Linked DNA regions of Homo sapiens: region 2 is linked to region 1. Evidence: chromatin loops called from intact Hi-C (ENCODE). Cell type or tissue: Calu3. All regions are shown on one strand. Links, peaks and the distances in the headings refer to the core of each region. The heading gives the core; the rest is flanking DNA.

Region 1 (16,436 bases), core at 6,945-11,944:
TTCAAAAACTGATATTTTGAATATGTATTTTTTTCAAGATATAAAAATGTAACTCCTGCTAAAGCCTTTGGGCATATGTACAGTTATAAATATAACATTAAAATACAAGTATACATCATAATTTAATTGTACCATACAACATAGGGAAGGAGAGGTAGTGAAGACTGGCATATGGCTTTCAGGAGAGGCTTCTCCTGGATGGCCGGTGGTGTTGGGTTAGAGGTGATGACACAGAGAATAAGAGGGCAGATGAGGAGTTTTATAGCATTAAATAGGATTACATGGAAGAACAGGCATGAGGAAGTTTTGGCATCCCATCTGGCTAAAGAACCATGCATAAATCTCCAATCACAGCCATCGATCAACCCAAAAGGCAGTTTTAGATCTTCAGTCCTCACTAGGGGAGCATATACACAAAAGGTGTGTTAAAGAACAAAAACTTTTGTCGTAACACTCTCAATGCCAAAGGGACTAAATTCTAAATTTGCATGTCTTACTGACTCAGTGTGGAATTATGAACAAGTTATTTAATATCCTTAGGCCTCAGATACTTCATCCATTTATGGGGATAATAATGTGTGACTTTTACTTACTTCACAAGGTTGTTTTGTACTTCCCTTCTAGACATTTACATATTCTGTTCCAAAGCTGACTCCTGGCAAGATTATGAAGTAGAGAAGATTTTTTTCTTGGTATCTTTCTGTCTCCAAAGTCAGAACTCCATCCTCCTTTCTGATTCCCCATTCTACCATGGTTACTTTTCCCAATAGGCCCTGGTGGATGGCGTGGTAACTGTCCTTTGCATAGCATTTTATAACATATGTGAAAACTTATTTTACTCTTATGGCAGCTTTGATAGGTAGTAATTATTATGATCCCCATTTTCTGGACCAGGAAACTGAGGCATGAGTATTAAAAATCTTGCTCAGAACCACATACCTAATAAATGGTATGTCAGGATTTGCAACCCAATAATTTTATTCCAAAAAACTAGCACTTCTGAGAAATACATGAATCTTAAGAAGACATTCTTGAAGATTTAAAAGTTTTGGAACACAAAACTTTTATGAACTTACTGAAGAGCTCCCTGGGGATAAGGCTCGTATTCATCTTGTTCATTGTTGGATCTCTAGCCGATGGCAAAGTGCCTCACATATAGTAGTTATTAGTTCAAAAATAGTAGGTGAGTAAATGAATAAAATAATAAATGAATAGTACAATGGCAATTATAGTATTGATCTATCCATGTATCTATGAATTTATGATCTATCTATATGTCTATGTATTTACATATTATATACACATTTATGTATAAAAATGTATGTGTGTCTAGTTTTATTTAGTTTTGTTCTTTTTTGTACAAATAGGTTATGCCTTCTCGTTTCATTCTTTTTCTTGACAAAAATGTAATTTTCTACATTTTTACTCCTTTCCTTTACACAATGAAAAAATTCTAGGCAGGTCATTATGGAAATATTTTTGAATTTTTTAAATAAACTTTTTACTTTGGAATAATTTTAGATTCACAGAAAAGTTGCAAAGAGAATACAGAGATCCTTGTATATTCCTCACAGAGCTTCCCCTAATGTTAACCCTTTACACTGCTAAGGTATATTTATCAAAGCTAAGAAAACAGCATTGGTACATTACTATTAATAAAACTCCAGACTGTATTCAGAGTTCACTAATTTTTCCACTAATGTCCTTTTTTCTCTTGCAAGATTAAATACAAGGTAGCACATTGCATTTACATATCACATCTCCTTAATCTTCTCTGGTTTGTGTCAGTTCCTTAGTCTTTCCTTGTTTTCATGACCTTGACAGTTTTGAAGAGTATTGGTCAGCTACTTTGTAAAATCTCCCTCAGGTTTGTCTGATGCTTTCCTCCTGATTAGACTGGGATTATAAGTTTTGGGGAAGAACACCACAGAAGTGAAGCGCCTTCTTCTCACATCCTATCAAGGTGTATGTGTTGTCAACATGACTTATCACTGGTGGTATTAATCTTGATCACTTGATCCAGGTAGTCTTTGACAGATTTCTCCACCATAAACTTAACCCTTCTTCTGTACACTCTATTCTTTGAAAGCAAGTCCATGTTCAAGGGAGAGAATGTGGGTTGGGGGAGGGCATTAAGGACCATCTTCCAGATGGCAGTGTGCACAAATTATTTAGAATCCTATGGGGAAGATTTTTCTCTTCTTATTCATTTATTTACTCCTCCATTTATTTGTAACAATAAGAGCTCATATATATTTACTTTATACTCTGGGTTATAATCCAATACTGTTATTTATTCTGTTGCTCAAAGACCTTTGACAGTCTTTTTTAATATGTGCATTTTTAGGGTCTCTCACTTATCAAAAAGGGTTCTGTCTTATTAGCCTAGTGCCATCATCATTGTTTGGCCAGGGACAGCGAAGGCTCCTGTCACATCCTCATGTTACAATTAGTTATAGATATTTGTCTCTGTGTGCTCAACAATTTACCAAAGTCAGTCCCATCTCCCTTGCTCAAGACCACTGGTGAAGGATCCAGACCATGATCTGGGTTCCTAAGGCTGCTTCTGAAAAGCAAAAATGTAGTGAAAGCTGTAAGGAGCCAGGGCCCTGACATTTCAGCACTTCAAACTGATCGTCGGGAATGCAGGGACGAATGGGGGAAATACATTCCCATGAGATTCCACTCACTGTTCCCTTGACTTCTTTGATTTCAGTACCAGTTGGAGGCTTAAGACAGGTGATGAATTTGGTCCAGAGTGAGGTTAGTTGAGAAGGAAATGAAAACAGAGGTTTAACAGGAAGATTAGTGGACTTTCTACCTCTGGGCAATAAATGTCTGCTTTGGTCCTCACTAATCAGTTTTCCACATGCCTCATGCCATTTGCTTTACTTAGGATGAGTTCTTAAAGCTCCATTAGGAAGTGTTCAAATCACTGTTTTGAACAGGCTGTTTTTGTCAATGCCCTCCTTTTAACCCACTTATTTTTTTCTAAATGTATGCACGTAGAGGGCTGGTCAAGGGGGAAATTATGCTGATTAGGAAGCATGGTGCGTGATGGAGAAATTGCCTTAGAGTCTGAATATATAACTCCAGGATAGAGAGGCCTCTTTAACACTTGCATAGAGCATACACGCATTTCATAGCTCATAGCTCAGGGCAAAGAGAATGGGCATCTGATAAATTTGCATGTAAAAAACTATTGAAGTCAGCTAAACAATAATATATCTCTTGACAGGAAGGAGAAATGGTGTGGTTTTCTTTAGCTCTGTAATATTTAGAAAACATCTACTATTTTTAAGAACATAGAATTGAGATTGAAGAAACGTAGAGCATAAATAGTTCTTAGTTGTCTCCCTTCACACCTGTAACCTCTTTTCTTCCTCTCTCTTCCACTCGCACCCAAACCTTAGTTTTCTCATCTCCTTCCCCTCAATTTCAAATGAGTATTTGCATTTTAAGGTCAGGACTCAGGCAGTGTTGCAAGTCTAAAATGATATCCGCTTTAGGAGGGAGGATAGCAGAGGGACAAGGGACATAAAAAAGTTATTGCTCATTGTGAAATGCCCTTTCAAATGCTCCCCGTACTCTGCTTAGTTTTGAGAGAGTTTCATATTGGTTGACAGATTATGTAATCTGCTCACCCACCAATGTTTTGGCATGGAGAGATTGTACAGGTATTTCTATTTGAGCCAGTCTCTAGTTAATAATCAATAGTCCTGTTGTCTAATGAAGTGATGGCCTTGACACCCTGGCCTTTGTGCAGTGTTAAAATAACATTGATCGCTATCATTATCATATGCCCTTGATATACTGCATAAGGACGTGGATATCAATCTTAGAGCAAAGTAACATTTCATCAATCTTATAGAAATAACCAGGATTGTCCAAACAGGCATATGCTTCTTGACAGCAATGTGACAGAAGAGTCTAAGACACAAATAATTTATAATTTATCTCTAAACCTTGATTGAAAAAAAAACCCTCAAAAGTAGCATTTAGTACAAAGTGTGTTTCTTTATGTGCCAAAAAGGACTAGGGAGCCTTCTGATTTTCTTTTTTAATAGTAGATTACATTGGGAGAAGTACTCCTGTGGCACTTGTGGAGTAGAGGGAGACAGAGCTGAAAATTTTCTCTTGGTTATTCCTTTCTGAACTTTATTTTAAATTTGTATTATGTTTCAACAACTTGCTAAATAGAAGTCACGGAATTTGTGTGGAGAGGACTTCAAGGCAGGGCAGGCTGTCACCCAACTAGGCTGAAGAACTAGGGAAGGAGGATTCGTTTTTCCAACAGACCCTCTTCATCAGAATCTCATATTTCAAACTTTTTCACTCTGTTTGACATTTTTATCTATTCAAAACCAGTTTCTTATTGAGAGAGACTAATTATTCTTGTGATTATTCAGATTATTCTAGTGTTAAGGGGTTAAATTATTCCTTTTTGCTAGATAACAAACGATATGATATCAAGAACATTGGATCAAAATTTCAAGAGAAAATTATTTCTTACTTTGGTAACATCACCCTTCTAAAATAATACACTAATGATTCATTGCCTTTGGTAGATACCTTTACCACAAATATAATGAAACATTTGTTCAGAGAAGTAGTCCTTAAGCTAAACATTTTTTCCCCTCCAGAATAGTTACTGAAAGTTGTGTGAAGATTCTGAGAATCAGGGTGTGAATAATTCACAGCAATTACTTTTAAGTTACAGAATTATCCCTGCACAGTCAATAGAATTCCAGAATGGGTAAACAAGAAGAAAGAGTGCAACAATTCCTTGAAATTTGCTGAATTCTCAAATGGATAAACACATTTAAAGGAGACAAAAGAAGACAGGAGCCTTGACCAGGATGCAGGCAGATGAAACCGGGATGTTTTTGTAATCATCGATTTATGAAGCTAAAGATGTTCTCATAAAAAAAAAATCACCAGTTTTGTTTTTTAAGGCAAAAAGAGGTCTTGCTCATGAAAGGCCAAACTACTGGGTATACTATTGTGTGTTGTGTTTTGTGTATGTGTCTGCGTATATGCACCTGTGTATTTTCAGTTTATCCATATGTGTAGCTCATATTAGTGTTACTGAGGACATGCCCACTGACAGAAAAATGTAGCTCCATGTAAATAGAATGTGAAATAGAAGTTCTGTGAAAATGAGTTTTAACTGTTACATGATATGTATAATATCAGCAGATATTTATTCTGGCTAGTAGTAATTGAAATTGAATGAGAAAAATCCAAGTATAAAGCAATTCTTGTCCCTTCTTAGAGTTCCTTCTTAAAAGACTGTTGTTTTAAGATTTTTATCTACAAGGTTTTTGGATGTTACATTTCAAAAATAGAAAAAATAAAAGGAGCACCACGTCTTTCTTAAAAACCTTGGGGTGGGAGTGAATGCCCATGAATAGATATTCAGTTGTTTGTAGCCTTGTTAGGCCCTTGTGCTTCATTAAAGACACCTAAGAAGAAAACAACTTATATTTGGGCTTCAATAGGTTGCAGGAAGACACACACATGACTAAAGCCAGAAGCCATTTTTAATCACTGATTTGCTCCCCTTAAAAAAAAAAAAAAAAAAAAAAGGAAGAGAGCCCTCGGCTGTGTAAAACCTTTACTCACTAGTCTGCCAAAAAGGTAAATATTTTTAAAAATATATTATTTACTAGGCAGGAAGCTTTCTGGGAGGTGGTGGGGTAGTGGGGGAACACAGATAAATGTGCCAGCCTCACGAGCTTTATGGCCACTCCAGGCCCAACTGTCATTCCTTCGGTACTTCCTGTCAGTCTGACTAAACTCTGTCATCCCTCAACCCGGTTTAAATTAACAGGTAATTTGTAAATGTCACTTCAGGTTAGGCCGCTCATTTTGTTTCTACTCTACCAATGCAAAGTCTAGGACTAATTTTTCTTGTCTTCTTTTAATAGGATTTTCATTTATAAATAGAATTATGTTCTGAAAATAAATTACAGTAAGTGATGCACAGAACGGGCGGCAGCGGCACTCTCATAGAATTTCAAGCACCTACATCAGAAGAGATTAATAAAAACACTTCAAAGGCTAAATTCTATTTAAGCAGAAGACAGCTTTGGTTAATATTTAATCTGAGTAACTGAGATCTTGGTGGAAAATATAATTTTTTAATATCTAAATTAATTTTCAAAACAAAACCATTAATTTTGTTTGGAGAGTTTGTGCAGTGAGAAAGTTCCAGTAATATATTTGTAGAGGAAAAAGTTAATCAATTAATTTTGTAGTGAAAAAATAGCTTTTAATATTGTATTTGTTCTAAATGAATTTCTATTATTTGTTCAGGTGTAGTGGTTTAGGATTCTTTCTCCTAAGCCTTTTCCGTTTCAGTAGGTAAAGGAGAAAGCTCTAGGGGAAAAATGTTGTTTTATAATAACTCTTCCATGGCTGCCATGCCCTTCACCTGGTTCTTTACACAAAAGGTCTCCTGCTAGAACCCTCTACCTGTCCACCCCTAGAGACTGCAAGGCTGGCTAATAGGGTTTATCATACGGAAAGTTTTTGGCATTGTCACTGTGGCAGGTCCCTTGCAATCATGGAATTTTTGCAGAGAGGAAAGTTTGGTGAGAGATGTAGTGGGAAATCATGTCAGTTTGAAAGGAAAAATGAGAGACCTTGCACTCTAAGTCGCATGAGAAATATTCACCAAATGTTAATTGATTGAGATAACGATATCCCTATCTATAGCATCTATATCTGCATCTGTATATGTACTTACATCTAGATTATTGGTGGAACAATCAAGTTGATCATTTGTGCCATCTCATCAGTTCTGTCATTTACTAGCTTTGTGACTTTAGACAGATTATTTCTAAGTTTATAATGACTTGGTAAATTTAATATCTACATCTGGTCTAATTTAACATGGGTTTATGCAGCTGATGTACATTGTCCATGTGATAATCCTATTTTGATAGCTATAGACATAACCAAAACCACAGCTTTTACTACTCTCCTAACCAGGAAGGAATATGGATGCACTGAGAAAGCTTTTGTCTTTTGTCTATCTTGCAGCCAGGGTAACACCATTTTAAGAAGAAGATAAAGGAAATATTTAATGCTTATGATCTGCTGTTAGTTAAAAAAGAAGCTCCAGGGTCAGACCAACTAGCTGTTCCAATAGTGTTTCTCCTACCTTCTCCCACTCTGTCCTATTTTGCTAATATTCTTGAACTGTTTTCTTTATGATGATATAGAGATAAGGAGACAAAGAAATTCAAATTGTGTTTGATCCAAGCCTTCACCAAATTTCTTCTGTACCTCTTCTCTAATGTGTTTTGATGAACAAACGCACTGTGGGATTTTTAATCCCCCAAAGTAATTAACTTCTTACTGGACATAGACTTTTAATAATTAAAGTCATATGATCATATTATAAAAATTTGGAAAATGGGAAAATTATTACCTGTACCTCTGCCACCCTAACACATTGCCATATTTCTTTCAAGCATTTTTTCTATATGTCAGTTTTTAAATTCAAATGTAATTTTAATCAGTGTGTATATGATTTATAGCATTGTCTCTTACTGTGCCATTTCCTTTTCACATGTTTTTATATAGCTTTTATGGCAATCATATTTCTAAAAGAAAAGATTATTAATTAAAGCAAGTATAATCAGAACTCATTTAACAAATGCTCATATTACACTCATTTTGGAATGGTGACTTGGAAGAATATTTGTCTGTTGCATTTTGCTATTGCCAACCAATTTTTCCCAATGACAACTAACATTTTATCTTTGAAAGAGTGCCTCAGTGACCATGGCTCTGTTAGCCCAGTCAGAGGCTTCTCTGCAAGGTGCCCATCTGATACAGGTGGGGCTCTGCATTCCCCATCAAATGCCTTTGCCTAATGTTTGAGCTTGTTCATGTACCTAAGGCCTTCTCTTTGGTAGGTGATGTATGTCATGAAATATTTGGCTATGAAGTAACTCAAAAAGCAAAGGAAGAGAAAGTGAGTGAGAGACAGTGACAGAGCATCTTTTTTCCTTGTTGCCTCAAATAGAGAAAAGAGTACTCTTTATGAGGGACTGTGTTAAATGCACAAAAGAGTGCTACCTTTACCCAGATTTTTTCTCCTTACTTTAAGAACATTTTTACTTAAGGTTTTTCCTCTTAAGCCCTATTTTGAGAAAAAAAATGATGTAGAATGTTAGGGTGGAGAGCTAGGAAAGGTGTGTTTTATTAATAAGTCTCTCAGTCATTATATTAGCTTCTAACAAATTACTCCCAATAAACAGTAGTGAATTGCTATTGATATAGAAAAATAGAGGATTACTTACTCCCTTCTTAGACACACACACACACACGAACACACATGCTTAATTGAATAATTACATTGTAAATTCTCATTAGGTTCAGAAGCATTATTAGAGGTGCTAAGTGACCCCCACACCTATGAATAACTTGTCGTTCTTTTTAAAAATTATAAATGATTTTCAAGTTTGCATTGAAATCATAAGTTAAAAAAACCAAAGCCCCAAAGGCAAAATGTAGGGCTGGTGAGAACCAATCCCACTCTGCCATTAGTTTACCATGCTAGCATGTGGCAAATCGTATTCTTCCCCTCTCCCCCACAGTATTCCTACTTATAACTAGAGCTTATAGCTTCAGGAAACAATTGGTAAGGTAGAGATGCAACATTACCAGTCAAGCTTCATAAAATTGACTTTAAAATCCTTTGAAAAATATGAAGGATATATTTAAGAATAATATTAATTAAGTCTCAGACAGTTTGCATATGGTTTTTTTTAAAAAAACATGCAATAAAAAAGACCTGCTTCTTATTTACACAGGCCAGTACTTTGAAATTTCTCATGGCAGAAAGCAGTCCTTCATGCACATAACCTATGAATTATCCTTGAAATAAAATGTTTAATTACAGTTGACATTTCTGAACCCAATGCAGGTGGTGCCCATCTGAAGAGTGACATTGTTTACTACACTACAAGGCTCCAGGCCTAGTGTCAGAGATTATAAACCAATTTCCATCCCTGCTTTAATGCTGGTTTAATATCAGAAGAAGAACTTTACTGTGTAAATATTAAACATTTTGTTTAAATATTAAGTACCAAAGGTCTTTTCCTTTTGATTATTAAAACAGGAAGAGCCCCAACTTTGAAAGAGGTGCCTTGTTGTATTAAGAAAATGACTGGTTCCTTACCTTCAGGTTAATTATCACTGGCCAGAGATGCATGCTAAGGCAAAATGTCAGTTGTCTGCTTGTGCCACTTTGAATCTTGGTCATTAAATGGCAATAGCTGACCAGGTGTCTGCATCACTAATAATGAACTTATTAAGAATTGTAGGTTTTTCTCTTATTCTTTCCCTAAGAAGTGATCTCATGATAACTGACCACAAGAAATGATGTTTTCTTGCTGGGCGCAGGTAGAGCAGGATGGGGAATCTCAAAGAGATGACTCACGAGTAACCCAAGAGTGGCATTCATTGGATTTGATCATCAGCAAACTACAAAGGAGCTAATCATTGAAGGGTTGACAAGAAGGGTCCATTGTAAAACATACGCTTGTTTGCCCAGCTAAGATTGAAATTAAACCAGGAAATTTATGAATACCTGACCTGCAGACAAATACACAAGATGGATAAGAACTCTCCTCTGAGAGATTGTATCTTCCAAGTAATTGCTATGGGAGCTACTATGAGAATATTCACAGTTCCTTTCAATCATGAAAAAATGAGCTTTGCTCTTTAATTTATAGCACATAGGGTTTGCTAGCTTTGTATCCTTTTTCTTATTTATTGTCTTAAAATTCTGGAGTAGAACACTCTGTGTCTATTAGGTAGGTGTAAGAGATCCAGATGTTGTTCTTAAATTGATAGCTATTGGGTCCGCCTTATTGAAGTACTTATAAGAAGACAAATAAACTTGAGTTTTAGGTTTTTGGTGTTCAAATAAATTCAACACCTCTAAGTACGGAAGTGTCTTTTGAATTCTGTCTGAGGCAGTTCTCATTAGAGGAATGTTTTAAAGCACAGTTGTTCTGATGAGAAAAGGGAAAGGGGCCTCGGTTGATTTCTTTTCTAGAACTCCTGAACCTATTAATATTTACATACAGAGGGATAGATGGAAACATTACAAAGCAGCTTGTAAGTGCTTCAATTTACCAGTACCTCAAAAGCACTTTTAAAATCTTTTCAATTATTCATTCAATTAACATGTGTATATTGAGCATCCATTTTGTGTCTGGCATTGTGGTGAGCCTTCACACATTTAAAATAGATCTGAAAAGTCAAGATTAATGTATTTGATACAATTAGAAAGGTGAATTACATATTAAACTGTTCAATGGTAGAAAAATAAGGTTGGCTAGTTAGGGTGTGATGAGATTTTATAAGACCTTAATAACTGGTGAAATGAGGTCAGGTGTGCTACCATCTTTGGGCTGCATGACTTTGAGAGACTTACATCACAGTTGTAAGAGGGTTATCTGGTAAGGGGAGAGGCTGAGATCAGAAAGTCCTGCTGGAGGCTATATTATTTTAAAAAGATTTAAGTTAGTACAGTGACAGTGGAAATGGACAGGAAGTGGATTCCAGAAAATTTCAAATTTGGTGGTTACTATTAGTTCTTTAAAAATTATTTCTCATTATATTTCCTCAGGAGAGATATAGAAAATGTAGCTCCAGAACAAGAGAATGAGTCAAGATTTGGAAGGCAGACATTGTTCTCTTGTTCAGATTACTGATACTCTGTGTGACTTCAGATTTTCTATAAATCCTGGTTTCTATGCCCCTAGATAACCATGGCAATAATAATGATCTAGCCATTAGGTACAATTTTTAACACTGAGTCATTTTTAACTTTGAACTTCCTATGTGAAAGACTGTTTGGAATTAAAGAAGTTGTTTTTAATGCCCAGGACTTACTTTTTTTCCATTTTAAGCCCCTGAAAGGGAGAAGGGCAGCTTGCATTTTGAATCAAAACTCATACATTATTAATCTTTAAAACATTAGTTTGCCTTTTCCTCATTTATATGTGTCATTTGTTAATATCCTTCAAATATTTCCTTTTTGAAAAATTTAAAGGCCTGCTTATTGAATGTCATAGTTTGATTTAAAATGATCTTATTTTCATTGTCAATACTTTGGTGAAATCTTTGAGATCTTGCCTTAGTTAAGATTACTTTAGTGTTCCAGTGCTGTTTTCCAATATACAAATATATTGTATATATTTGTATAATATACAAAATGCGAGAAACTTTTTATGCTAAGACTCTTCATATCTTCTACTAATAGTATCTCATGCCTACTTTTTATTCAAAAAACATCCATTGACTTCTTACAACAAGGATCTCTACCATGTGCACTGAAGATATACACCACAGTAAAAGAGATCTATTTTTCTAGGTGCTTACCAGCTAGTTGGGAAAATTGACATCTAAACACGGTGATGTAGTTAGGTGGCTTGTTAGTGGTACAAATAATTAGTGATATGGATTCATTCAGATGTATATCTATTACACAGGAAACATATGCCAAGCCTATAATGTACATGAAAATCAAAGGTGAACTCTGACTAAAGAAGTGTTTGAATTGGGCCCTGGGAGAAGGTATAGTTATAATACAGAAGAAAAACATTCCCAGCTCAGGGGACTCCTTTTGCAAACGTATCAAGGCACCAAAGCCCAAAGTGTGGCAAGGGAGAACAAAATGGGCAAGGAGGCTATTTTGAAGTCTGGGCTTAGTTCACTCTCAATACTCACAGCACATGGATAGAAATGTTTTAGAGTATTGCAACATGGAAAGAAAATATGGGGAACATTAATATATCAAGAAGGAAGCAGAAAAGGAATCTGATGAAACTGAACTGTTCCATTGCCTCTTGAAGAAATTTAACTCTTTAGAATTGTGCAATAGGATTTTCTTTCCATTCACCTCACAGGAGAAGATAGCTTTTAGCACTATGTGCTGGACATTTCTTGCCCTCTGGTTGGAGGTTACCTTTTCCAACTCATCAGAAGCAAATGGAGCACCTAACTTCCCTCACTGCTGATTTATGTATCAAGGAATCTGGGAAACATTCTATTTTCAAAAGTATCATTGATAGGAATGCTTCCACTTCACTCCAGGGCTCCTTACAGACCATGACACTTGTAGAAGTGTTAAAAATATTAAAACCCATTCAATGTGAAGGTTGAGGGATAAGTTCTCTGGAGATTCCTGAAACAAGAGTTACTTTAAGAGAGGTAGAACATCCTGGTCTTTTAATATTAGTCTGTGAATACAAATCACAATTATCAATGGACATTCCTTTTACAGAATGAAAATGCTTGTTTTTTAGCTCTTAAGAAAAAGACCTTCATAAATCCACCCATGATTTAGAATAAAACATTAAAAAACCTCACACTGATATGAATATAGAACAATGTTTTCCAATGAGGTCAAGCACATTAAAGAACAAATTAGGCTCTATCCAAAGTTGGCTTTGTTTATGTTATGTTTCTTTCTGCAGACCCCTTGATGATATGCACCACTTTTAAGTTTCTGAGAAATGATACAACATTGCCATTTTCAAGATATTTTTTTTACCTAACTTCCAGTGACCAGTATACATTGGTAAAATCACCTGCAGTTTTTGAATAGAAGAAATACATGTCTTCAAAGTGTATTTGTTTAAATATTGGTGGATTGGATTTGGATGGTTCTATGTTTCACCATGGAGATGTTTCTGAAACCTCTTACCAGCAGTTTTTAAAATTATGACAATTATAAATTAATAATCACAACTCTCCATTAAGTACATCAGTAAAACAGCACGAGATTTATTTTATTAACATATTTTGCTTCAAGTCCTTCCATTTTTAATTTTACTTAAAGCAAACTTTCAGAAAGAATTCTATATTCTAACTAAAGATATTCATATTATTTTAGGATGCCAAGTATTAAAAATCTAAGACTGACCCTCTGTCAAAAGAAATGTATAATATCAAAATGTTTCCTTGGCTATTTCATTGTTTTTCATGCACCATTGACAAAAATCAAATTTTGTTTTAGAAATGATTTCAAATAGATCCATTTTTGTTCTCCTGACATTTTAAACTTGCTTATGTAAAATTATTTCATCTTTTTTATTGAAAAGTACTGAGGATTTCAAAAGTCATGATACCTCCCCTGGTGTGGAATGATTATTGAATCAAGTTTAAAAATATGAAAGATACTAAGATAGGGAAGTGGAATAGCTGGGGCATTTTTTGAATGTGTGTGTGGCATCACTGCAGACAGCATCAGACTAATGAAAAGAATACACACGCAAAATGTGCTGCTCATTTCTTGCCTAAGCAGGTAGAATAAGGAAAGCCATGCTTGCCTTTTCTTATAATTTACCCACGTTTTAAAAAATGTATTAGTAGTTGTTTAACAGCAGTCTTTAAAAAAATTATCTCAAGGTAAGTAACAAATTATATCAGGTGAAAAGGAAAGAAGGCCAATTTATTCTATTTCACATCAGGAATAAAACCTAGCATGAGACATATTGATAAAAGTTGTGTGGGCTGGTAATTTTCGCAACCTACCTACAAGGGAATAATACATATTCCAGATATTCAAATAATATGTATTACAGAGATGTGAAGGCAAGGAAATGGCTCTGTCAGAAAGAAATACAACCGGAGGTACCCTTCATTTGAAGAAATGCACAGAAAAGATCCTCTATTAAAGAGTCCCTTATAAGAATGATTGCTTGTCCTATGTATTAATTCAATCCTATTAATTACAGCAAATTGATTACTACATTTTGAAGAAAATATGATTATTTATTATATATTTCTAATTCTAAGCAGTATAAACTAAGAAGTTTCCTTTCTATTATCCCAAACTTAACTCCCCATATCTGTTTTTCCTTTTTGAGAGGTCTATGAACCAGAAATTACACTTCAACACATTCCATTGATTACTGAAGCTTGATCTTAAGTGGTAAATTTTCAGCGCATAGCAGTGAGATTTGGCTGTGTAATTCCTATTAATACTAATAACAGTCAATTACTGGATCCTGGATTGTACCTGAAGATTTTCTCCTAAAGCCTAAACACATTAAAATGATTTCTTTTAGTCAAACTTAGTATCAGATATAGTGTAAACTTTCATGAACTGGAGAGAAAAGATCTGAATGAAAAAAAAAAAGAAAAGGAGTCACTATTACAAAAAAAAAAAAGACTACTTGACCTTGTTGAACAAATTCATATTGCTTTTGTATCTTAGCAAACATATACAGGGTTGATGGAGAACATTGCAAGAGCCATTTTGCAATGACATATCAACCTTCATGCAGCACCTATAAAAAAGTCATGCCATTCCCATATGCATGCATCAGCAATGTGCATGATGTTTTGCTGCCTCTGATTAGCAGGATTTTCCCAGATCTGTAATAATTTGGAGAGTGTGGCCAAAGCTTAATATATGGGCCTTCATTGAGTTTAGTTTGGTTTTCATTCTGCTTCATTTGACACTCCCATTTCCAATGAAATTGGTAGTCAATACAAATTAATTTCTCAAAAATGTTTCCTCCTACAAATCCAGCCTTGAGGAAACATTTCCTAGAGAAGCGTTGTCCTTAGGCAATATCGTACTTTGTCATAAGCTTGTGGTAGCTACTCTTGGAGTTGGCTATGACCCATTTGGGAGGCATTACACTCTCTACCCGTGAAACTCCAAATCCCCCACTACCAGCCCTAAAAGCCCACTTGAATACTTTGAACATTGATTCTTTCCTTTACCCAGGCATCCATCCACTCTAGTGGCTGAATTCCAGATCCTCAGCCAGACTAAAAACTATATGACTTTTGGACAAATTGATTATCTTATTTGAGCTTTCTTGACTTATCTATAAAATAGGGATAATAACAGTACCTATCTTGTAGGGTAGGTGATGAAATTAAAGAAGTTAAGGAATGTAAAGCCTTTGAAATAATGCCTAGCACATAGTAAGCACTACTAAATTTTAACTATCATAATCCAGTGGATCTTTGTATATCTTCCTCTTATTGTTTACCATAAATATTTACAGCCGTTCTTCTCTCCTTCACCTTATTAGGCAGATGTTGTTTCTGCTGCTCAGTCCTTAGGCACTTGTTTGGCTGTACAGGCCAATGGAAGACAGAATGGGAAGGAACTAAGAAAGACCAGACTGACAAGGATCAGAAAGGACATAGAGCAACACAGAGAACAGAATTTGTTTGGAAGACAGGAAGGAAGAGTGTGAGGAGAGGTATCAGGAAGCCAGAAAATTCATCCATGGGCTAATTTAGGAAGAGAACTTGTGTGAGGAGTGGGAAAGAGAGAGGAAAAGGATAGTGGAGGTAAGGGGCAGGAGAGGAAGAGAGAACAGGAAGGGAGAGGAGGAGGATACACCAAGCTAAGGAAGAGCCTCAGCAGGTATGGGTGAAATCTTCAGCTGCAGGCAGTGCTGTTCACTCTCTAGCATCCTTCTGGAGACTTCGCTAATGGTTTAAATTATTTGCTTTCCTTCCTCCTTTACCTCCTTTCCTCCTTCTTCTCTTCCCACTCCTTTTCATCTTCTCTTTTTACTTTAATGTGAGCTTTATTTTATTGATTTGCGGGATGGTGCTGGTGCAGTGCCATTTTCCTTCTGGGCAGGAGGACTCTCTGGGTGCAGACCCCAACAGCGTCTTGCCCGCCATGTTTCATGGAGCTCTCCAAGGAGGCAGAGCCACTTGCCCCCAAATCACATGAATACTAAGGCTGAATCTGCTGTTTCAGATCTCTTTTTTCACAAACCAATCCAGCAGCCCAATAATACATAACAGTTACATTTATAGCACTTCTGATCTCTGTAGTGTTTACAATGTTTTTGTTCTCATGGTCTCATTTGTTTCCTCCACACAATTTTGTACATTTACAGGCCAGAAGCTATCATTCCTATTTTATAGAAGAGGAAATATATGTCTCAGAGATGTGCTGGCCCTAGCACTAGTAAGGTGCTGTGACTCTTGTTATACATTCATTCTACTCCAGCGCAACATCTTCCCAAATGTTTCCACAGAACTAGAGGGCTCACGTGATCTCTCCATTCTCTGAGCTTCTAGAATTCCCTCGGTGTCTTCGCCAGCATTTCATAGTTTTCCTTTATTTGTGTACTAATTGTTTTAGGTTTGTTTAGCCTCTGTAGCTCAATGATAAAAGCTCCTTTTGGCAAGGGGCTAAGTTTTTTCAGGATGTACAGAGTCTCTATTTGAGGCTGCCGGTCCCAAATCAGGGTTTTTTGTTTTGTTTTGTTTTTTGCTCTGGTGCAGAAGCCTGACACTGGACTGCATCTTTTTACTTTTCAGTTCTGGGAAGGCTTGCTGTGGGTCATGCTACTGATGTGGAGATTAGAACCCACAACCTCTGAGTGCCCTCTCTGTGGTTTAGCCCTTTGAGCCATACT
Region 2 (13,430 bases), core at 2,608-7,607, 64 kb before region 1:
CATCTCCATTTACATAAGTCTCTTTATTTCCTAATAGTATCATAATAGAAACATGACAATAGTTAATGATTTCATAAAACATGTAATGTAAAGACTGTCAGAAAGGTAGAACGTTAATTGAAACCTATAGCTATACTGCATTAGAATTACATTTCCTAAATGAGTCATGTTAAAAATATCCCTCTTGTACCATGAAAGACAAAGACAGGTATTTTAAAACAACAACAACAACAAAAACAAAAACAGAACTCACGCTTTCAGCAGATTAAAAATTTTCCCCCCAGTAAAACACAGACCAACGAACATTGCGAAACCCACTGCATGCTAATAGAATGTTTTTTGCCTTTAGTAATTTATGGGCACTTTCCCCCATCTATCGATCACATTTTAAAAAGTAAACTTCATTAACATTTTAGAGTATAATGGCTCCAGAAAATGTTTGATTTTTATCACTACTAAAACATCATCGTGGTGTGTGCTTTCGTGTTAGCTGGTGCAGGAAAGGTATACTTCTTTTTGAGTGAAAGGGCCTTCGTCACCATCCATGTTTATTCAGGTATCTCATGGTGCCCTGAAGGAAAGAGCTCAAGGGTCATGCTATGGACAGGCCACGCTGTTTTTAAGAGTACAAGAAATACATTTATGAAACGAGGGAGGAAAAAGAATGGAGCAGAGAAAAGACAGGAAATGGCAAGTTCCTTACTCGATGAGATAACTGACTAGCCAGAAGACTAAAGATCCTTTTGAGAGTCTTTGATGCAGTCCTTGAGCTCCAGGATGTTAGGCCCTGGGCTGCTGCCTGCTCTGTAGCACCATCTGCTGGTCAATCTGCAGTCTCTGTCAGCCTGGGTGGGGAAGTGAACTGCTCCGCTCAAGACAAAGGTCGCTACTGACTTCAGTGTTAACAATTTACTCCACATTGGTGGGGGGAGGAACTATAGTTATGTTACACAAGGCTAGTAGGAATGGGACTGGATATACAGAATTTAACAAAGTGGTTACTCAAAACATCTTTTTAAAGGAAAGAAAGCAAAGCCTTTTTTTTTTTTCATGGAGAGGAAAGTATAAGAATCCCATGGATTTTTAGAACAAGACTAAACCATCTGTGCAAGAAAATTTATTCTCACCTTGATCCTTCAACATCTTGTGTATCTCCCATTCTATTAAATTAAGGCATTACTGAAATATGTTTAAAATTGAGCGCCATCCATCATAGAGATTGAGTTAGAATATCTACATAATATTTACACATCTCAACAGGAAAAGTAATTTTTCTTTTCAGTAGTTATCATTTTTGAAAACCCGGGTTGACTTGTAAGCCACCGTCTGTCTCATCCCTTACAAAGCATTTCCTCAGCTGATGCATTTCACTGATTTGATCTCACTGATATGGTAATAAAATCATTGGTCACTCAGACACAGAGCTGGTAGCCATGTGTTGAATCACCTGCTGTTAATTCAGATAGAGGTATACAGATGGGACTCAGGGACCCAAATGTGTTAATCTGAGAAATCCCTCGGCAATATCCCATGGATTACAATATTGCTGAAATATCCGGTATATAACTGCAAGTTAAATACTTCTAGAATTAATTATTAAAAGTGTATTTACCAAGGTTTAGCAACTATTTAATACGTGTTGCTTCCCAATGGGAGATTAGCCTATCTAAGGGCTGTGGAATCCTGGGGCCTTTGGAATTTATTTAATAAATGATAAGCAGCTGATTAAAAATAAATTAAATGCTAGTTAAAAGTATTTAGGGAGCTCGTTTAAAGTGTTTCGTTAGTAAGGAGTTTCCCCATCCCCTCTTTATTGTTTTAGAATTATTGACCTTATATATTGGGGTAGAAAACAAGATGGCTACCAGAGAAGAACTGTGTGAATAACCACATTTCTTAACTACATTTTTTCTTTTCTGACAGTTTTGTTTTTTAAGGTGATTTGGACTTTTTTTCTTTTTCTGAGACAGAGTCTCACTCTGTCACCCAGGCTGGGGTGTAGTGGTGCCATCACGGCTCACTGCAGCCTGGACCTCATGGGCTCAGCAATCCTCCCATCTCAGCCTCCTGAGTGGCTGGGATTACAGGCATGTACCACTATGCCCGGCTAATTTTTTTTTTTTTTAAATTTTTAGTAGAGATGGGATTTTGGCATGTTGGCCAGGCTGGTCTCAAACTCCAGGCCTCAAGTTATCCATCCGCCTCGACCTCCTAAAGTGTTGAGGTTACAGGTGTGAACCACTGCGCCGGTCCCTTAATAATTTTTTTTTTTAACCTCATGAAAATAGGTATCTTAATGCAACAGAAACTTGGAAAAAATTTTGGATAATAGGTTTCCCAGTTACAGGCTGTTGTAGGATTCACCTATACTTTTTCTGTTTTTATCTTGAAATACGTATGTAAGTATCCCTGCCTATTTTCCAATTTTTTTTTTTTTTTTAGAGCTAGAGTTCCCATAGTTAGTACAGGGAAAAAACCTCATTCTCTCTTATATAGTCATTTATAGAAAAAAATGTAAATCATAATTTATGACAAAATGATTTGAATTGTTCTTTCAGAGGTATTGAGTGCTTATTATTGTTATTTGCTAGCCATTATACTAGGCTCATTCACATACTTTCTTTTTGAATTCAGTTTTTAAGGAATTGTCACACTTACAACTTTATATGCATAGTATACACAATGCCAGTCTGCTTAAGCTTGAATCAGAAGAGTTCAAGAGCTCAGACGAACACTAATCTTTCCTTGTATGGAGTTTTCGGAGAAAACAGAATTATTTTGAGGCAAGCTCAGAAAAGCAATGGGAATTTTATGTCAAAACCAACCTGAAGACATGTTTAAAGATGGAACTATATGTTTTGTTTTAATACTTACATTATGTTTCATGTGCTTGAAATCAACATCTTCATATCTAAGCTGGTTTTTTTTTTGTTGTTGTTATTGTTGTTTTTAAGTTTAAGTTCCTTGAGACTAAGTTCTCAGTCTTTATATGATTAAAAGACATCCTGACTCAGGGCATTATGCTTAATACAAACTAGTTACAAGTAAAGATGACTTTGAACATGGAGCTTATTCATGTTGATGTCTAAGTGCTATGAATTTGAAGGGAGGATTTGTTAGGCGGGGACTGAGTGGCAGTGGGGAGATGGGGCACAGTATAGAGATCAGGCTTTGATGAAGAGAAATGCTGGCTTTCAGAAGGAGACACTGACTCCTCCTTGTTATTCATCAGCATAGTCACAGCAGAGAAGGTTGCTGGGCTGAATGACAGAGGTATGTTTTTAGATGTCTAGTAGGACTAGATAACAAATTAGAACTATCCAGGTACACATCTTACGAAAAAATACAGCAGATACACCAGATTTATTCAAACAGGATTTTGTGCTATTGGCCAAATATAGACCAAACAGCAAATGGTGACCTGAAATAGGAACTAGCACTTTTGGTAACAGAAATCTCTCCAGAACCAAATCCTGGATAGATAAAGTGCCACTAAATAGGAGAACCTGATCACAATACAGAGTCTGAGATTGACTTGTGTGGCTTGTGGTTAAGAGCTGAAAGTCAATGATAATAATTGAGTCAGTTTATCTTAAGGATCAGGGATAATCAACCTAAAAGACAAAAGGAGTTGCCATCTTCATTTATCAGCCAGATCTTGGGACCGGGAGACACAGCCACTTATGGTTCCTGCATGAGGCAACTCCAAAGGAAAATGTAGCATTTACCCAAATCCTGAAGATAAATGTATGTAAAGTGAAGCTCCCACAGTTAATATGGGTAGATTTACCACTATTGGAGAAGTGAATAAAGTCAAGTGAAAAATAGAATGCGTCTTGGCTGTGCTTGTTGGCCATGGCCACTGATCAGGCAGCAGCTGTGGTCTTTATGTTACTAGCAAAGGCTTTGAAACCTCTCCTGGATCATCTCCCACCCTCATGGCTCCCTGAGCAATGCCGATAACAACTAGCCAAGTGACTGATGGTGCTGCTGAAATTACCTCTTTGGTCTCACACAGAGCCATCCTCAATCCATGGAGAACGGCCAGCATGTCTGGAGAGATGGCAAGTTATGGACTGAATGCATCCCATTGTACATTGGGGTTGCATTGGGGAAACAAAACATGTAGTTCGCAGGAGACCTTTCTGTAGGAAGAATGTCTGATCATATTTTATGCTGCCGGGCAATATTGGTAAATGCTGGAGTCTTGTCTGGAGGTGGGACTCTTAGAAGTTGTCTTTTATGCTACGGAAGTGTTTTGGTTTATGACAGCTAAAGACCCTGATACTGAGTACCTGGTTGTGGTAACTATAGATGTGTAAATATAATTATCATAATGTTCATGTCTAGAATTGTGAGAAAACCACACTTGCTGAGTATATATGTTCAGGGCATTTAACTCATAGTGAGACTATTCCTTATGAAAGCCTTTTCTAATAGTGGGAAAAAAAAAAATCTCTTTTTGGTGCATTGGCACCAGAGCCAATCCATTTCCAATTCCTGAAGCTAAGAAGAACAAAAAGATTATTTTCTGAAACAGAAGATGTTTATCTTAAACTGCTGGAGAATGTGGAATTTGGCTCAAAGGGTATGGCTTTCTCTAATCAAGACTCATATCTCTTAGTACTCTAAACTTAGCCTATTGCTTGGGAAAGTAAAGATGAAAAGGGATGTTCAGTGAATACAGTCCACAATATTGGAGTGTTGGAGTATTATATAGGCCATTGAGAAAACATAAAATAATTACTGATGATAGCTAACATTTATTGAGTACTTTCTATATGCTTGGCATAGTACTAAGTTTTTGCATACATGACCTAATTTATTTCTCCTAATTATCTATGAAGTAGATACTGTTATTTTTGCATATTTTTCAGATGAATAAACCCAATTCTTAGAGTGTTTAAGGAAATTGTCTAAGTTTGTTCAGCTGGTAAGTTACAGAACTGCTTCTGACTTTAGATTTATCTGATTCCAGGGCTCAGTTTCTTCACTTTGAGTGTTTATGTAGTGAGAAGATCATTATATGGAATGTTAATGCTATAGGGAATTGAAGGCAATAAGGTCAAAAAAGTGTTAACTTAAACTATATTTAAGAATTCCAAAGATATCAAGACTTGTGACAGTTATGTACTACCCACCTCCCCAATTTAAGATACAAAGCTTACCTACTGATAGAGGGTACTCCTCTCTGATGGCTTTGCCCTACCTACCCTCTGGGAGGTAACTGTGATAATGAATTTGGTTGGTGCATTTTCTTATACTCTCTCTCTCTCTTTCTGTGTGTGTGTACTTAAAGAATGTACCTTATTTTCTGCATTGCTTTTGATCAGGTTCTGATACGGGAATTTTTTCGGAAGTTAGAAAGAAGGAGCCTAGAGAGAAAATGGAAATCATGCAACTCGTCTCTTATGAGAGTGTGTTGTGCAACATAAAGCTTGTTTTAAAGAATTGGGGTACCTTCCTCAGGACTGTGTGAAAGATCTAAGCAACTTTGCCAGCATACTTTCAGGGAACGTGTTTCTGAACCACAAGTACACAAAACAGACCTTGAAACGCTTACCCTTTCCTGTAACCAGGGGCAGAATGGAATTTGCCCTCTTGTCTGCACTGTGTGACTGTCAGAATGACTCATTTTCTTTGATCCTGTGTTTTCTGGCATTTGGACAGTGTACCCCAAGAAGTTAAAATCATCATCCTTGCTTGGCGCTCTGTGGCAGCTGCCTGCCTGGTGGCTTCTGGTAGTTCCGTGAAACGTGTGGGCAGAAGAACAGAAGGGCTGAGGAAGGAATAGAGTGACTGGAATAGCATTCGCCGGCAGAATGTTTGTAGCTGAAGGTGGAGCATATCCAGAGGACACTGTTAGGAATATTTTAAAATCACAGGTGCACTTCTGCTCCATGCAATTTAAAGGCACACAGCAAATGCAATTTGTATAACTGTTTCACAAAGTGGCTAGATGGCTTCCTTATTTCTAAATTGGAGTTCTTGTGGGCCCTCTGTAGGCAAAGGGAAGGTAAGCTGGGTCTCATTCTTGCAAGAATGAGTGAGTCTAAAGCAACTCTGTTTCTCCAGCACCTGGAAAGAGCCTGTAGGAACTCAAGAAAGGTTTTTTGAAGAAATGAATAAATAGAAATGTCATGTTTTCCCACTTGAGGCTAACTCAATTGTGTAGAAATTTTTACTCATGCCTGTTAACCCCACCACAGTTACTTGGTTCAGCTGTGAGGCAGGACGTGATTGCTTCATGCATAGGTGGATTCTGAGCGACTTTCAGAGGCGAGAGGAAAGAACTTCCTGTGCCCATGCTTTTCATTGATTTTCTAAAATCTGAAATGCCACCTGAGGAATGTTTTTAAAAGAACAGAAGAAAGAAATAAAAAGAAACCTCCTAAAAAAAGTGGTCCAAAGTTTTAAAATTATGTATCATATCTGTAAACTTTTTTGAGTACTTATCCCCAAATATGCACATTTATTGATTTATATATTATCTATGTACTATTGCATAAGTATGTTAATACCTAATAGAACATATGCAAATATTTTAAGGAGACAAACCTGAAATAAAAATATTTTATTTATAAGGGTACAGAACCTTTTGCTTTCATAAGATTATTATTATGACTATGATTAGTTATAATTCAAACTGTTTTTTCATCTCGGTGTAATATTTTTGTGACATTACTTCTGGGTCTAAATTCAGTTTATTTTACAAGTTTGTTTTAAAGGCTATTACAGCTAAAAAATAATATTTTATCAAAGTATATGGGTATCATGTAAAAAGGCATTGTGGCTACATTTACGAATTTGTGATACCCAGATTTGGGTCTCCTCCATCACTATAAGGCATTTGTGTGGCTCCTTGGAAAGCTAATGCCCATCTTCCCTGGTGTCAATCAGTTGTCTTTGCAAACTAATTACAAGGTATACATTATGTATTTTTAACAAATGAATTTAAATCCCTCTGAGAATTTTGATCTGGAAGGTTTTTAAGCAGGTTATAATATTCTGTTTTCAAGTTGTTAGGAAGTATGAAGACGTGGTGACAGACACATCATCTTTAGTAGCAAAATCATTTTTACAATGGAAATGATTCTTAATACCAATTTAAAAATATTCTTTCTGTAATCCAAGTTTTAGTTTTAAATACACTGTTTCTCATCCATGATTAAAACATTAAGTTAAACCTTAAAGGCCAGATTAAGTACATAAGTCAGTTAATATATGCCCCTTGTCTTTTTGCAAAAGAAAATGCACACTTATATTGAAATGTCACAAGATTTTTCTACTTCTTGTTCATGAGATAAACACCTAACCACTGTGATACAAAAGATCTTTGTGGCCCTTCTCTATCTCATTAACAACAATGGTAAATATTTGACTATATTTTAAAGGCTTTGTGGTTGTCATGGTTGTCATTATTCCTAAAGGACTTTGACACTTCAGCTTCAATTTCTTTCTTTTTTTCTTTTGAGCCTGAGTCTTGCTCTGTTACCCAGGCTGGAGTGCAGTGGCAGATCTCAGCTCACTGCAACCTCTGCCTCCTGGGTTCAAGTGATTCTCCTGCCTCAGCCTCCTGAGTAGCTGGGACTACAGGCACCCACCACCACACCCGGCTAATTTTTTGTATTTTTAGTAGAGACGGGGTTTCACCATGTTAGCCAGGATGGTCTTAATCTCCTGACCTCGTGATCCACCTGCCTTGGCCTCCCAAAGTGCTGGGATTACAGGCGTGAGCCACTGCGCCTGGCCCAGCTTCAACTTCTTTGCCCATGAATGATGCCAATAAAGAGTTTTCGGACACAGATTTTGAAATCTTCTTACTCATTTTGTGTGGTATAGTTTAGTTATAACTTGGTAGCATAATACACAAATCCAGTCAACTGTGAGCAGCCTGGCGACCTGAAGGCACCCTGCCACTCTTCTACACTGTGGACTCCTGTTCTTTTTTCAGGTCACTTTCATGTAACTTATGTGACATATGACCACTTAAAAGGCAGGCTGGGTAACAGTGGCTGAGTAAATCTATATTAAATATCAGTGAACCTTCTAATTTTTGTGCAAGAAAAATACATATGAGTAAAAGAGCTAAGATTTTTCTTCTCTCTCTGAGTATATCACCGTTTGCATCCCAGATTAAAAACTGCCTTTACGGCCTTGATCCCCATTATAATGTGAATCTCCTTGGGTGATGGAAGTACTTGAAGTAATTATGTCACTCAGAGTGATTTAATTCAACTTTATTAAAAACAGATTTTGATTGGGTAAAAACACGCATGTAGTAAATAGCCTTGGCCCTTGGTGGTGGTTGATAATTACTGGGATTCAAGGGGTGATGGAGAAAATAATGTAAAAACCTTGAAAGCTAAGAGAATAAAACACAATTTCTCATGTTTTACAACATTCTTTCTTCCTACTTTTGTGAGAATGCAGAACTGTAGTCCAGGGCAATGCAGCCACCACTGCTGTTTTCTCCTTCTAATCCAGAGTACAGCTGTGTACTGGGTCCACCAGACAGAAAGATCTTGGCCAAGGCAAGGCCACACTTCAAGCTGGAGCCAGGACATGGCCCCTGGCAATGGCCAAGTTGTTGAGTCAAAGCACAGGTGGTTGGGATCCAAGGGTGGTGTCATCCCATGGATGGCTGGTTGCTACCCTGGATTATGAATATAGCCTGACATTCATTTGGATGTCTAAAATCTAAGTGTTCAAGTAGCTTTTCTGGGCTATGCCATTTTCCAGTGGGAGATATTGAGGTAGCTTTTTAGTTTAAACATATTACAGTAATGTTCTACACCAGGTTAGTGGGAAAACCGGTATTTTTAAAGACCTATAAATCTTTTCACTGAAAGCTGCTTGGAGTTGGTAGCTTTCTTCCTCTTATGCTATTTTAAGCCTGGCAGCAGAAGAGGTGGATTCTACTTTATCCCCATAATTATTTTAATTTCTGGGCTGATGGTGCCATCACTTTCTCCCTCAACTTTTTCCTATTTTCCTTCACATCATTCTCTGCTGAAATGCTACCACCAGACCCAGGGAGTCACTACCAGTGGCTGACATCTTTATGATCATTCACAAGTGATCACGATCACCAGTGATCAACATTGAATAATGCAATAAGATCATGTTTCTTTTATTTCATTTTGTTTTTAGAGACAGAGTCTTACTCTGTTGCCCAGGCTGGAGTGCTGTGGTGTAATCATGGCTCACTGCAGCCCCAACGTCCCGGGCTCAAGCCATCTTCCAGCCTCAGCCTCCAGAGTAGTGGGACTATAGGCATGTGTTACCATGCCCAGCTAACTTTTAAATTTTTTTTGTAGAAATGGGGTCTTACCGTGTTGCCCAGGCTGGTCTTGAACTGTTGGCCTCGAGCCATCCTCCCGCCTCAGCCTGCCAAAGTGCCAGGATTACAGACGTGAGCCACTGTCCCTGGCTTCATGGTTCCTTTATATCTGACATTTAGAGGAATAACATGGACATTGTATAATATGATGTTTCAGAGCACATGTGTCTTTCAACATCTATTTATTCTTCTCTGGAGAAAACATGTTCTGTCTTGCTAAGTAAAATACATCTATATTCTGTAAATCCTGAATGCCACATCAGCTTATGTTACACCCCATGAGATGAAAAACACCACAATGTGGCACATGTAAGATAAAGCCTGTACTCCATTTGTGCTTAGTTTGATGCTGATGGATGAAAACTTATTAGAGGAATTCACTCACCATGCTTGGAGACTTTGCTGTTAACGGTTTTCCGTATCTCATTTTTCTGATGTGATTCTTATTTTAGAGACTTCAGACTAGATGATGGAAGACTGGGGAAGAATTCTACCCCCAAATCTCCCCAAACTTGTACACTTTTTATATTGCTGTAACTCATAGGTGAAAGTGGGTGGTGGAGAGAAACAGTACATTATCACGTTACCATCTTTTACAGAATACAAATAAGCCACTTTGAGTACAATGGCCTTCTATCAATTTAAAGGTATCTGTGATTTAGAGAAATGAATTCTATAAAATGTTCTTAACTGGGGGATGGCCAGTCTCTGTGAAAATTATTGATTGTGGAACTCTAAATAAACATATATGCAGGACTTTTAAATATGATAACACTGTTTTTATGAAGAACTCAGAGGTTTAGCAAATTCGACCATTGACTATACTCTAGAATTCAGGAAAACATGGCAAAGATCTTCCCAGCTGTGTGGAAAACAGCTTCCCAAAAGCACATATAATATACTTGATAGGAGAACATGGCACTGCTCTCAGAACCTCATATTGTAGACCACTGGGTATACAATAAGGCATTTTATGAGAAACACCGGGGACATACCGATAACAGATAATGAACAGCAATGAAAAGAAGGAGATGAAGAACTATTAGAGATGAGTATGATAATTTGATGGGACCTAATAAAAGCAAAAGTGGTCCCCTAAAGCATAATAGAGTTATTTTCATGATGGTGATTTTGAATAAATAAGAATGGGTTAAATTATGCTCATTTCACTCTGTTGGAGAAAGCAGATGATTATGCAAAATATTTTTTCTAAGTTCTTTCAAAAAGGATTAAATAGTAGTAATTTGAACTTATTGAGCATTTACTATGAAACAAACATTTATCTAAGAGCTTTTTAATGCATTATCTCATAGAATCCTCAGAAAAAGATTATGAAGAGTTACCATTATTATTTCCATTTTACAGATGAAGAAACGGAGGCAAAAATACATTAAGTTGCCCAAGATGCAGCCAGAAGTAGACTCAGATCGTCCATGTTTCATCACTGGGTCATACCTGCCCAATTAAGATAAATTAGTATTGCTACTTAAAATAAAAATCCCAGTTGTCTGAAAATTTTACTTGTATGAATCCTGATGATGCAGTATAAAATGAGACACTTATGCATATATTAAAATAGCTTTAATTATAACTAGTCTCCAATTATGTTACCTAGTAAAGTCTTTACTGAGACCTTCTTCAGTGATAGATAAGAATGTTTTACAATTAAAGCTTTATTTTCTGTAGGTGGAGGTTTACATATAGCATGAAGATACCTTCAAGGTTGACAATTTGCTGTCAAGATACTTAGGAGAATATTGAATCTATCCTGGAACTTTAAATTTAGAAAATCATTGTCTTGTTTATGTTATTCCTTTGCTTTGCAGAAATATTTTTTTACAGACAGTAAAAAGGTAAACTTTAGCTTTGCTCCTGTCAGAATTATCTAATTTCTAATTAGGGGAGCCTGATTTAATGAGGTTTTCCTAAGTAGTTTGGATAAGCCTTGGATGACTGACTTTAAGTAAGTGATGTGGTTTTTTAAAAAAAGAAACTAGTTAATCATTTGTTGCTTTCATAATTGATCAATCCAGCATTTCTTGTACAGCCAGGTAGTTAGGCATTTGTAACAGACACTATGGGACTATGCAATGGGGGACAAGAAAGTAGAGCCCAAAAGGAAGTAAGCAAGCTATTGTGGTTCCTCACTCCTCTACAGGCTGGAAGGGGCAGGGGAGTCCCAGCAGCCACAGCCAGAGCCCACCTTTGCATGTTCATCATCCAGCCAGGATCCTGTTGACCACCTCTGCTAAATATTGGAGCTTGTTCCCAGATTAGTGTTATCAATTTGGTGAGGTTAGCGGTAATACTAGCTGCCAGTGCAGTTGCATTTCTGCATACCCTCTTTGTATGTACACGAGACCATCGAAGCCACTAAAAATCAGGGTGAAGATGGCCATTCAAAAATATATCAGTTACCACATTATTTCAAGATGATGAAGGAAACTGCAAAGTAGAATAACCTGGATGCTTGTAAGTTTATCAGAATTGGTTGAATTCAAGTAAATGCTTTGGAAGTTATAGAACAAGCAAACAAAATGACAATGGTGACAAATGAGTAGTTGATTTAACTTATTTCAATCCAAATATCTGTTAGTCATCTTCCTGAATTTCAATTAAAAGTATGTCTAGAAAGCAAATATGCTCTGGGCTTCTCAACTTTGTATACATCCATGGAATACACTAACTTCAAAAGGCAATGCCTTTAGGGGGATCCTGGTTTGGTAGCTTGGAGGGTTTATTTTGAACACGCAAAAGACAGTCCAACACAAACTGCAACTCAGCCGTCATACTTACAAACATGTGTTCCCATAACCCATTTCTTTTAATGAGTAATGAATTACCTCCTGTTTTCCTGAACTTCAGCGTTTTTCCAAAGGGCTATGCAGAAAAGTGCATTGATGTGGAACAACAAGGTAAGATGAGACAGTCTGTTCAACCCATGTTATTAAAAAAAATTAGTTCACCTTTTTGATTCTGTGTCATTGTAGTTTCAACCATTCATTTGTTCAATAAGCAGTTTGGTATGTTCTGAGAAATAATGAATATTGATCACAAAATCGATCACTTATTAAGAAACAGACGAAGGGAAATTGTTTATCCAATCAATTGTAATTTTTGATTTGTTATTTGTATTTTTCAATTTCTTCCACCCCTCCTCGAGGCTCTCCTTCTCTCAGGAACACTAAGGTAAAGGCATGGAGACACTTGCTGAAACTTCTGAAAGAGCACAAAACCCAATGTATTCATTATAGATCATGCTGGTTGAAATAGGCAATAATAAAAGAGAATGTGAGTGAGAACTTCAGACACACTGCCTCTTGCACCTGTGGCTATTCAGCTGAAACTTTATATAGTAATAGGATTTTCTAAAAAGGATGTGTGCTTACTTCTCATGACATGTAAGCTAGCTGGGTTTTGCTTTAAAAGACAAAAGAGTTGCACAGGATTTAAATGTCTACAAGCTAACAAAGATTTTGAGCACACCAGGAAAGAAAGTTTGATTACTTTGGATATATATGAGACTTGTTCTGATTTTTTTAAAGGCTTTTGGTACAATAGAAGGGAAATTTACTCTTTAGAATTTTTGGAAGCTGTAACAATAAAATGTGCTCCACTGAGGCAGGTTTGAGTTAACTAAGTGATGAAATGTGTTGATGGATCTAACATGGGATAGAAGAAGTGGGAAAAGTCACATATATCCTTCCTGATCCTGGGAAAAGGGATCACTGTCCTCTTGTGGAAAATATTGATGAGGACTTTGATAAGCCCTCTGGGGAAAGATTGAGTGAATCCTCCTATAAAGCAACAGGCCTGATCACCACTCTAGGTGTCTGACTTAAAACAAGGAATGAATCAGGTGCAACCTCAGAGCACATGTTTCTAGTTTCATTTTTCACATATGTGAAAAACTAGGGCTTGAAACCAGTGTATAAACTAATCTCATTCCTGGCAGAACTCTTTCCAACTTATTGCCCTTTTCCCAAAGTGCATCTACAGTAGAGAAACTGTAACTACATCCCCAAGTGGCTAGTTAACTTTCCTTGGGATTTGTGAGCACCAGGTGAATATATTGCTCATGCTCATA

Evidence for each region. A loop is a pair of places that touch in the nucleus more often than their neighbours do. Peaks named below come from ENCODE experiments on the same cell type or tissue, not always from the same donor. Only the 100,000 strongest peaks of a DNase experiment are listed, where the experiment ranks them.
Region 2: it touches region 1 in a loop (4-fold over the local background); 2 of 110 quality-filtered maps call a loop at or near these places.

What each region holds. Positions count from the first base shown.
Region 1 is chr1:88,105,038-88,121,473 of GRCh38, reverse strand. No RefSeq gene overlaps it. Among named protein-coding and RNA genes, the nearest start is that of LINC01773, 210 kb to the right of the region's middle. In Calu3, for the core only: no CTCF peak of the experiment used is centred there; a DNase peak (open chromatin) is centred at 9,433.
Region 2 is chr1:88,168,092-88,181,521 of GRCh38, reverse strand. No RefSeq gene overlaps it. Among named protein-coding and RNA genes, the nearest start is that of LINC01773, 270 kb to the right of the region's middle. RefSeq lists a silencer at 846-895 and an enhancer at 4,831-6,030. In Calu3, for the core only: no CTCF peak of the experiment used is centred there; a DNase peak (open chromatin) is centred at 5,651.